2 separate regions of the Homo sapiens genome follow, and region 1 is linked to region 2. A link is a loop called in an ENCODE intact Hi-C map of the cell type or tissue named here. Cell type or tissue: IMR-90. All regions are shown on one strand. Each heading gives the region's core, and the rest is flanking DNA. Links, peaks and the distances in the headings are about the cores only. Region 1 overlaps MROH9 (maestro heat like repeat family member 9). Region 2 has its middle 9.7 kb from the start of FMO3.

Region 1 (5,393 bases), core at 66-5,065, 110 kb after region 2:
ATTGTCTATCTCAATTCCATTCTTCCACTTCGCCACAATTCTCTCAATAGAGAACATTACTCATCATAGTATATTATTTTTAATTCTTCTACTTTTGTGTTTTACTAATATATTAATACTTTTATTTCTTGTTTCATAGAACAGAATAACAGAATAGGAATGTAACAGGATAAAACATAACAGAATAGGAACATAAGTAGAATCATACAAAATGTAGCCTTTTGTGCCTGGCTTCTTTCACTTAGTATAATGTTTTCAAGGTTTATGCATGTTGTAGCATGTATACAACTTGATTCCTTTTTTTGAGTGGATAATATGCCATATGTGTGTGTTAGATTTTATTTGTTCATTTATCTGTTGATGGACATTTAGATTGCACTTTTCAGCTACTGTGAATTTTGCTGCAATGAACACTTTGTACAAGTTTTTGTTTGAGAAACTGTTAAATTCTTTTAGGTATATACCTAAGATTTCTGTGTCAAATAGCAATTCTATGTGTAACTTGTTGGAGAACCACTAAACTATTCTCTGCACTTTAATTTTTGCACTTTTGAGCTCATAGCATTTACATTGTATTCAGTAACTTATTTAAGTTTTCCTGTGCTGGGTTTATAGATTAATTCTAAAAGTTGAAAATCAATAATATGGTCTCACCATGACTAGATAAAATTATTCAATGTATAGGCCATGCTCACTTTAGTTATATTTCCTTTTAGTATGTACCTATGTCTTTCGCATCTGTACCCTGCATTATCTCTTTATTTTATTTTTAAAATTATTTTTATTTTTACTTTTTTTGGAGATGGGGTCTCACTCTGTCACCCAGGCTGGACTGCAGTGGTGTGATCATAGCTCACTGCAGCCTAGAACTCCTGGGCTCAAGAGGTCCTCCCACCTCAGGCTCTCAAAGCACTGGGATTATAGGCATGAGCCACAAAGCCCAGCTGTCTCTCTATCTTTAATAGTAATTTTTTCTTTATTTACCCTTGTTGGTCTCTTTTATTTGGAGAGTTTCCCCAAATTTCACAAAGTGTGGTTGCTGCTTAAAATTTAAGGATGTAATGCCTCTTGATGGGGTTTTGTGTGTGAGCAAGGCTTGCCACCTGTTGTACTTTGTTTTAGAGCAACTGGGAGGGAGGCTGGGGTCATGCTGTAGTATAGCTAGACAGAATGCAAGACTCTTTTCTCAGGGAGCTTAACAATGGTTTTTGCAAAAGAAAAATTCTCAACTTCTGTCTGCCAATGTGTGTCAAGAGGAATGCGGGACAATGTAGGTTCTTCTGTACATGTTTTCAATTAATCCTTTGAATTAATGCATGTGTTTCCAGCCTGCCTTTGACTCCCAGCCCTTATCATTATTTGGCCTTTCATAACTCACTCTCTAGGGTTCTACAGGGCACACTACTTTTCTTTCAGCTAACTCCTACCCTAATGCTCATGGGTTCCCACCATTCAATTCCCCTGCCAGGTTTTATCTTCTACCTAATCTGTCTTCCAGAAATTTGTTGGCATCACTAGCCCATTGAAAACACTTCATTAATTCTTTTTGTTGCTGTGTATTTATACTTTTAAAATATTTTATTACCATCATTTTGTGGGGACTCTGGAGGAGAAGGAGATATATACACATGGGCAATTTGTTAGATTTAGCTGGAAACCCACCATCCATTTTTAAATGCTGATGTGCCAAAGGAACAAAGCTAGGAAAAAAATCTTAATGCTATAAGTTGACATGCTTAACTTACATTTCTTTGCCTGTTGAAAGTTGAACCATTTAATTGAAGGAACATGTGCTTTGAGTGCAGGAGTTTCTCTACCCTGATGGGCACATGAGTCATGTGAGACAAATCATCACTTTAAAAATGTTTATGACAAGATAAAAATGATAGAATTGTTCAATAGGACAAGAATCTCTGACACTCTGGAGGACCTAGGCTAGGGTTATTATGGAGAAAAAAGTCTATCCAGTGTAGGAACAGTACCAGATAACAAATGAGGTGGATGCACTTAGAGAAGGGTAGAACAAATATTCGTTGATGATATACAATGTGTCAGATACAGAGATACACAGACTAGGGCTGTGGGAATCTCAGATTTTAATTTGTCAACAGTGTGTTTTGATTTTTTTGTTTTGTATATTTGCCTCCCCAATTAATTTCACAGGCTTAATCATCTTTACAAGACAATATTTTAAAGAGAAAGCGAACTTACTGAAGTTTTATGCTTCCCTGATTGTGATGAGCTGGTTGATTCTAGCTCTAGTTTCAATGTTCTGGAAAATACTGAAGTACTTCCACCTGGTGGCACTTAGTGAACATTGCAGAACCGAGTAATAGGTTATTCCGTTGGGTTTCTCGAACAAATCTGAGTTATAGCTAGGAACTCTCAACTAACAATTTATGAGAACCTTCTGCTACACATGTGAATTTACATATTTATTCCTTTGCAGTTGAAGGATGGGATGTATGCAAAGGAGAATGAACTCTACTACAGTAATGGAAAGAAGTGATAGAAGATGAAACTCCAAAATGCCTATCTGCTACTTGAGTGGAACTCACTAGAATATATCAAATGCAGAGAGAAACATGTGACTAGGCTCTAGTCAAACAATTGTCATCAAATACTTGCTGAATATATAACACATTTTAGGAGCTGTGCAGAAAACAGTTTTGAGTGGTGAGATACACTTAATTTCAAGCCTCACTTGCAAAATTTTCAATGGTGAACCTTCTGGACACCAAATGTATAACTCGAGCTATTTTAGAAGTTAGAGAAAGGCTGCCTTCCCAGGTCAGAGAATCAGAAGATTGAAATAAGCCGCTCACTCTCTTTTTTGGGACACTGAAATAGGGAATTAGCATGATACAAAGAACACTCTGGACTGTGTCCCCCATCTAAGTAAATTGTATTATGTTCCAAAGCTGAGTTTAAACAAAATAGTAAAAATTCAGAGGTATTACAAAGCTGATCTAGATTCTTCATCTCAATAAATCTGGGGACTGCTTGTACAAGCAGTAGAAAATGGATAAAGATAACATCATGAATGCATGTTTCTCACCCTCTTTACTTTTATCTCCTCCTGAAGTGACTCCAGCAATCAGATAAGTAATTAGCAGAGTATGTTTACAAATCGCTGTGAAGGATGAGTTGGGAAACAGAGGCTGAATATACAGTATCCACAAAAGGGAAATGTTCATAGGTAGTATAAGGTTTTTGAGAAGGCAGGCCATGATGTCATTCAAAGTATAGACAAACTCAGTAAATACTGGTGATTATGACATACCTATTTGTTCTCCATCCGAAATGCAAAAATTAAAAAGTCTGATTGTATCCCAGTATTTGTGAAGGTGTGGGGAAATGGGCACCTTAATATTTACATGAATGCAAATTGGTGGACAATTTTGTGTTACTAAACTTTAACCTATCATACTTCTTTATCTGACCATTATCTTTCTAAGCCTTTCCAGGTACACACTCATGTACTTGCACAAAGATGCCTGTTTTGTATTGTTTGAAGCAGAAAAAAATTAAATGATACTTTAATGTCCATCAACTGAAAAATAGCTAAATGGATCATAATATGTCAAAACTATGGGCTATATACTGTATTTAAAATAATAAAATGAATCTACATATGTTGACATGAAAATGTCTATAGGATGTATTGTTTCAGTGAAAAAAAGCAAATTGTAGAACCATATGTGAATATAACTTTAGTAAAGAAACAATAAATAATAAAGCTATGTATTTCAGTGTGTGTTTTATATGTGGGTGTGCACATTGAAAGTGGTTTGTTAGGACACACATCATGCTGACATGGCTAAGGACAGGGTTGGTGTGGAGAGGATAGTAAAGGGAGATTTATGCTCTACCTCTAGCATGTTTCACAATGAAAGAACTTGAGGATTACTTGTATAAATTTAAAATAAATAACAGCTTTCAAATTATTTTAGGAAGTAATACATAAGAAGAAAGGTAAGGTTGGAAGGATTTTAAAGATTACAAATTGTGGTCTACAGAGGAAATTTCAGAGTCAGCAAGAATCTGGTTTTAACACCCTCATGCTCTTTGCATAAAGCATGATGCGTCTTAACCAATTGTTTGAGAAACTCTGTTCTGATTGACAAAAAGTCATGTGGGATATTGACTCCTTTTCTGATATCCCAACCAACCTACCAGTACAATAATACCAAGGACCTGTCAAGTACTGTTAGGACCCAAGACATGGAAAGCAGCACTATGGAAATGCAGTCTTCAGAATCAGGTGGCATTGTTATATTCTGTGACTTACGTATTTTCTGACTTTTGTGACTGTAAATCTTAACACCTTGTTGATGATCACCATTATTCTCTCTTGCAGATATGAGCTATCTTTACTCATCCACACGAGCATTTCCTGTTGGAAACATAAAAGTCATCCTAGAACCATGAAATTTCCATTTTCCAAGAACCTTTCCTCTATTCTTCAACTTCACCAAATCAGGCCTTCCTACATTCTCCTGGTTATTTCACACTTAACCTACATTTATCTCAAAAACACAGACAATAAGCATCTAGTATACTACTTCATCTACTATGGAAACTGTATCTGGGTTTTATTTTATTTTATTATATTCAAAAAGTATTTACTAATATCCACTATAATAGTCACTTTGTTAGGCACCATGAATAGTTCAGTACGAAGCTATGACATGATTACCAGCTGCTTTGCCTCCTCTTTTTCTTTCAAAGTATGTATTCTCCCTTTTATTTTTAAATGACAATCTGCCTTTCAGCTTTAAAGAGATTTAAAATCTTGTCTGATCCTGCAATATCATCTTATTCCAGAATTCCTCTGCCAATTCACCACTCAAATATTCTGGCTTATGGTTAGAGAGTACATTACCGGAGGCAGGTTGGTTAGAAAGTTCTTGCAAATTTTTTTTCAAATCTGTCTTAGCTGCACCTTCTAGCTGTTCTTAATCCTCAGAGGCAAGGACACATTTACAACCTTGAAAAGGGAAGAATACTGCATATGCCTCATATGCCAATCGCCATTAATAGCCTTCTTTAAGGCAATCTGTCAGGGTCTACTATATTTATGTCAATGGTTGGCCAAACCTCTTCACCTTTTCTTGCTCCCATTGTGAAAAATGTTTGAAGTCTATTTCCTAAGGTGAAAGAGTTTCTAAATCTCAGAGGGGTCAGCCTCTCTGCCTTGTCCTTTTCAGGAGTGAGGTTTCAGCCCTTTTTGAGAAGCAGGGAAGCTTTTAGGCATGGTAGGTATAAGAACAAAGTGGTTAAGTAACAGGCTTCCAAGCTAGAGGGGCTCCTCCACACATTAGCATTATATATATTATTGCTCCTTTCTCCGTTTTCATTTTTTTTAAATCTGTGAAATGGAAGAATTAATA
Region 2 (5,393 bases), core at 162-5,161:
CTGTATCTTTTGTTTGATCAACACTTTCCAAAAGAATTTTCTCATCCTCAGTAGAAATTATTTCTTCTACTACTATGAGGACTAGTGGTAAGGCTTGAGGCCCCAACTCCTTCCATTGTGCTTTTTCCACAAAATTCAAATACAGAATCATCTTTTGTCCTAAATCATCCACTATTTCTTTCCCATTGAGAGTAACATAGGCTCTCTTAGATTCTTCTGTAGTTTTGTATCTTTCAAATGAGTAGGGCTTGTAAGGTGGCATTAAGAGAGCATCCACCAGTCCACATTTCTCTAAAACCAGTAGCAGTTGGTTTCTACTCACACCATTACCTAAACCAACACTGGCAACAACAAGCCTCTCCTCTTCAGCTCAGGCCGGATTCAGATTCTCACCCTGCAAGTGCTTTGTTCTTCGCTACCCTCTCCACTCTAGTGCCAGACAGCCGTCATGGATACTTGCACACCACCTCTCCTGGGCTCGGCCATGTTGGAGAAAAGCAGCATATATTTGTTTATAGGAGACCTAGTATATTTGTAAGCTAGTTTTGTTGGCTTGACCTCTGAGGTGCTGGAAGAGATTCAAATGTTCTTTGATCTTTTCGCCAGAGAACAGCAGCAAAAAACTTGTTCAAGCACATAACTTAGTATTTTCTCTTGTGATGAAAATTAAAGTTGTTATATAATCTCTATTATATAGTAAAATGATTTTTTTCTCAGGAATTACATCAACTCAAAGAAGTCTCTGTTTACTTTGACATCTGAACTTTCACTTTATCCGCTAGTTATAATTCCTTGGTTATCATTATCATTACATAAATTTTTCTTTCTGAAAATGGATGATAGTTCTTACAGAGTGTAGGAGTCATGTCTTGTAGTCTAACTTGGATTTTCCTCAGCACGATGCCCTATGCATACATAGTTGATCACAAAATTATTTACTGAATGGTCAGAAGTTTTAAAAATGAGCCCTATTTTAGAATAGGAAGCCTAGTACAGAGGAGAAGACTATGATTTTTAATAGTTTCTCTACAGTTAAGTCCACTTAAATTCATAAAACATTGACAAATACTGTTTTACTGCTTTTCATTGACCTTTACCCTATTGGTAACATTAACCAGTATATCTTTGCTAGGGATTATGACCAGATCTGGAAAAAAAAAGATAACAAAACTATTTTCTTTTCAAGCAGAGACCTCATATTCCTGGCAAATAAATCGACCTTGACAATAAAACACAGGCATTAAACTATTGGATGAATGAATAAGGAGTAGAAAAAATTTATGTGTAACCTTCACAATGAAACTTGCAATTACCAGAAAATAATCTTGTTGGTCCTTTTAGTGGGCACCAAACCAATGAATTATTCATAAAATTCATACATGAACAGAACATCCAGTTTAAAACCTACCTAATGCCAAAGTTGACAACTTCCTCAATACTAAGAGCCAGGAATAAGACTAAGGTATGCTTGTGGGTAACACGATGGGACTTAACACGTGGGCAACGGATAAGGCAGGAGAGAAAATGAAGACAGAGAAAAGTCAAAGGAAAATAATTTAGCATCAGGCAGACCTAATTTGAAACTCAACCTCCAGTGTGTATCAGCTGCATAAACTTGAGAAAGTTATTTCCTTTCTTAAATTTGCTTTTTAAAAAAATCTGTAAAATAGGCATACTGCAAAAGGTGGTCACAGGAATAAATTAGCTGATGAATATGAAACAGCAAGGTTCTACTTGGCAGAGAGTATTTTTGCACACAGGCTCATTTAGTGGCAAAGCACGATCTCCCTGGAAGAAAGCACAGCTGGTAAGAAAAATATTGGCACAAAAATATACACTTCTGTTTCGGAGAAGCTTTTGTAGGTTAAAGCAGTATGTCTCGCAGCTTTTAGCAGAGGTAAGCACAGCAGCTCTAGAAAATAAAAGATGAATTACTTAAAGTGGACTTTGTTCGTCACTTAAACTGAAGCTAAACCAAATCTGTATTGCCCTGAAACATGCTTGAGAGCAATGGTTCTTAAATAGCGAACGGCAAGCTGACGTGAATGGATTACAAATCAAAATGAAACAGATTACCAGGCCTCATCCTGAGCCTACTGGGTCAAAAATGAAGGGTGAAGCCTAGAAAGGAGTCACTTCCCCTGAAACACTCTCCCCATCTACCACCACTCAAAGAAAGCAAACAACTTCCCTCACCATGAGAATTGCTGAGTTTACAAATGAAGAGAGCCCAGTGTGCAAACTAGACCAAATTATACTAGATTTGGTACCCTTGATCACATGGGCTAGGAGTTCAGACTACACTGGTCAATTCCTCAACAAGGAGTAACTGGACATTTATATCAGCATCCTGCTTCATGTTTTTTACAGCAATGCTACTTATATTTATGATTAACTTAGCTATAGTGAAGGCCATCTGGTTTTTATTCCAGAGTGTGTGTTTGAGATACTCTTAAAAACCTGTGTGACTTGCATGGAGTTTAGAATTTAAAAGTTGCTTCTGCCACCTACTGGATGTTTGACCTTAGGTAAATTATTTAATCTTTCTGAGCTTCAATTTTCTGTTTCATAAAATGAAGATATTAATAGGATTGTGTTATAGTAGTAAATTCCTACATTAAATGAATCCTTTCTATTACACTCAGGATCCAGAAATCTCAAATAGATAAAACTCAGGGAAACAACATCATTTATATAATGCTGATTAACGAAGCTTGTTTCCATCTAGAAATGCAATAATCTATAAAGCCACTTTGTACAGAACTTGTCATAAAATAGGTTCTCAGAAATGCCAGTTTTTTTTCTCTCTCTCCCTAACTTATGGCCACTTTTTATATACTACCTTGCTTGTTGTTTTGCATTGCATTATTATGATCTCTTGTGTTATTACTTAATTTTCTATGCATGTCTTGTTTTTTCAATTGCCTTTTAAACTCTTTGAAGAAAGCGAATACATCTTACATTCATGGTACTATTCCTAATGCCAAGCATGGAGCATTCCTAGTGCCAATCACAAAAAAAGTGCTCAATAAAAATTTCAATTGATTTAGGGTAGAAATACTAAAAGATTGATGAAGAGAAGAGATGGGAGTTTGTGGTGAGCAGAGTTAATATATGAGATACAGAGTAGCACTAATGCCAGGGATGTTTAGTCTCTCCCCACAGTTGGGTTTTGGCTTCTGTGACATCCCATCTTCATTACTCAAACTTTGTTTATATAATGCTTTGAATATATATATATATATTTTGAATGTGTATTTGAAAAGAATTTATATAATGAAAATATTTTTAAGTGATACATATTTGAAGCTATAAGTGAGCTACAGAGATTAGACCTAGGGTGTGTAGACTGGCAGATACCTCTCAATATCCCCCAGCAATTGAGTGCCATAAAAGTATATAAGGGAGCTGAATCAAATACCTTATTTCAGAAATAGAGGGAGACCATGACTCTGATAAGAATTCGTTTATGAAACTGGATTGTAAAGAATAAGTAGACTTATGTCTAAGAATTTTAATTTTTGAAATGTCTTTTTGTTTTAGTCAGACTACCACTACAGATAGCTGAAAAGTTAAAAAAAAAAATCAGATAAGTATACATAATGCTTGGTTAGTATTTCCATTTTCTGGCCTTCTCTGGTTCTCACATCTCTGGTCCTAACTCATTTCTGGGATATCGAAATAAAACTTCTCTCCAACCATAATTGTTGACTTTCTAACTTATAAGAATAAATGGTAGACCTGATCCAGATATTCCATTGGGAGTTTAGAGTCTAGAACTGTGCTACTCTTTATTATTTAACAATGTGCCAGTTAAAGATATCACCCCAATGAAAAAGAATAGTTATAATAAATTTCAAATTAGAGACATATTAATATAGTTGACTGAATACTAGAAGTTAGAGTTGAAAGACTTAACTCTCCCCACTAACTATTTTGCTAATCATGAACAAGTCACTTGGAATCCCTAGACTTCAGGTTCCTCATCAATTTCAATGTGCCTCAGGCTATTGTTGTAAGAATAAAATAAGATATCACACGTAAGGTATTTAAAATGGAAAGGCACTAGGGACAGTGTGGTGGTATTAGCCTGAGGAATCTGCATGTGGGGTCCTGGGATTGCTCTGTGACAGGTGTGGAAGAGCCATTTGAGATATTTTTTCTGGGTTTTTAATACTCTTTGACAGGGCTGTAGCCTTGAAAATAAACACTGAATATGTACAAGTTGAAGAGAAATGAATAGAAAGAACTTTCAGGATGAAAAAGAATCAATAAAAAATGTGAACATCTAAGGGATTTTTTTTTATTATTATACTTTAAGTTTTAGGGTACATGTGCACAATGTGCAGGTTAGTTACATATGTATACATATGCCATGCTGGTGCGCTGCACCCACTAACTCGTCATCTAGCATTAGGTATATCTCCCAATGCTATCCCTCCCCCCTCCCCCCACCCCACAACAGTCCCCAGAGTGTGATGTTCCCCTTCCTGTGTCCATGTGTTCTCATTGTTCAATTCCCACCTATGAGTGAGAATATGCGGTGTTTGGTTTTTTGTTCTTGCGATAGTTTACTGAGAATGATGATTTTCAATTTCATCCATGTCCCTACAAAGGACATGAACTCATCATTTTTTATGGCTGCATAGTATTCCATGGTGTATATGTGCCACATTTTCTTAATCCAGTCTATCATTGTTGGACATTTGGGTTGGTTCCAAGTCTTTGCTATTGCGAATAGTGCTGCAATAAACATACGTGTGCATGTGTCTTTATAGCAGCATGATTTATAGTCCTTTGGGTATATACCCAGTAATGGGATGGCTGGGTCAAATGGTATTTCTAGTTCTAGATCCCTGAGGAATCGCCACACTGACTTCCACAATGGTTGAACTAGTTTACAGTCCCACCAACAGTGTAAAAGTGTTCCTATTTCTCCACATCCTCTCCAGCACCTGTTGTTTCCTGACTTTTTAATGACTGCCATTCTAACTGGTATGAGATGATATCTCATTGTGGTTTTGATTTGCATTTCTCTGATGGCCAGTGATGGTGAGCATTTTTTCATGTGTTTTTTGGCTGCATAAATGTCTTCTTTTGAGAACTGTCTGCTCATGTCCTTCACCCACTTTTTGATGGGGTTGTTTGTTTTTTTCTTGTAAATTTGTTTGAGTTCATTGTAGATTCTAGATATTAGCCCTTTGTCAGATGAGTAGGTTGCGAAAATTTTCTCCCATTTTATGGGTTGCCTGTTCACTCTGATGGTAGTTTCTTTTGCTGTGCAGAAGCTCTTTAGTTTAATTAGATCCCATTTGTCAATTTTGGCTTTGGTTGCCATTGCTTTTGGTGTTTTGGACATGAAATCCTTGCCTGTGCCTATGTCCTGAATGGTA

The links. Hi-C counts contacts between places; a loop is a spot of excess contacts. Peaks named below come from ENCODE experiments on the same cell type or tissue, not always from the same donor. Only the 100,000 strongest peaks of a DNase experiment are listed, where the experiment ranks them.
Region 1: a loop joins it to region 2, with 5 times the contacts of the local background. A loop is called at or near these places in 4 of 110 quality-filtered maps.

What each region holds. Positions count from the first base shown.
Region 1 is chr1:170,964,154-170,969,546 of GRCh38, reverse strand. It overlaps MROH9 (maestro heat like repeat family member 9), which reads right to left. Exons shown (of 22, transcript NM_001163629.2): 7 at 4,292-4,396. Among named protein-coding and RNA genes, the nearest start is that of MROH9, 31 kb to the right of the region's middle. In IMR-90, for the core only: a CTCF peak has its summit at 2,303 (motif pointing left); a DNase peak (open chromatin) is centred at 2,286.
Region 2 is chr1:171,078,532-171,083,924 of GRCh38, reverse strand. It overlaps the pseudogene LOC646804. Among named protein-coding and RNA genes, the nearest start is that of FMO3, 9.7 kb to the left of the region's middle. In IMR-90, for the core only: a CTCF peak has its summit at 2,493 (motif pointing left); a DNase peak (open chromatin) is centred at 2,484; H3K27ac peaks cover 349 bases.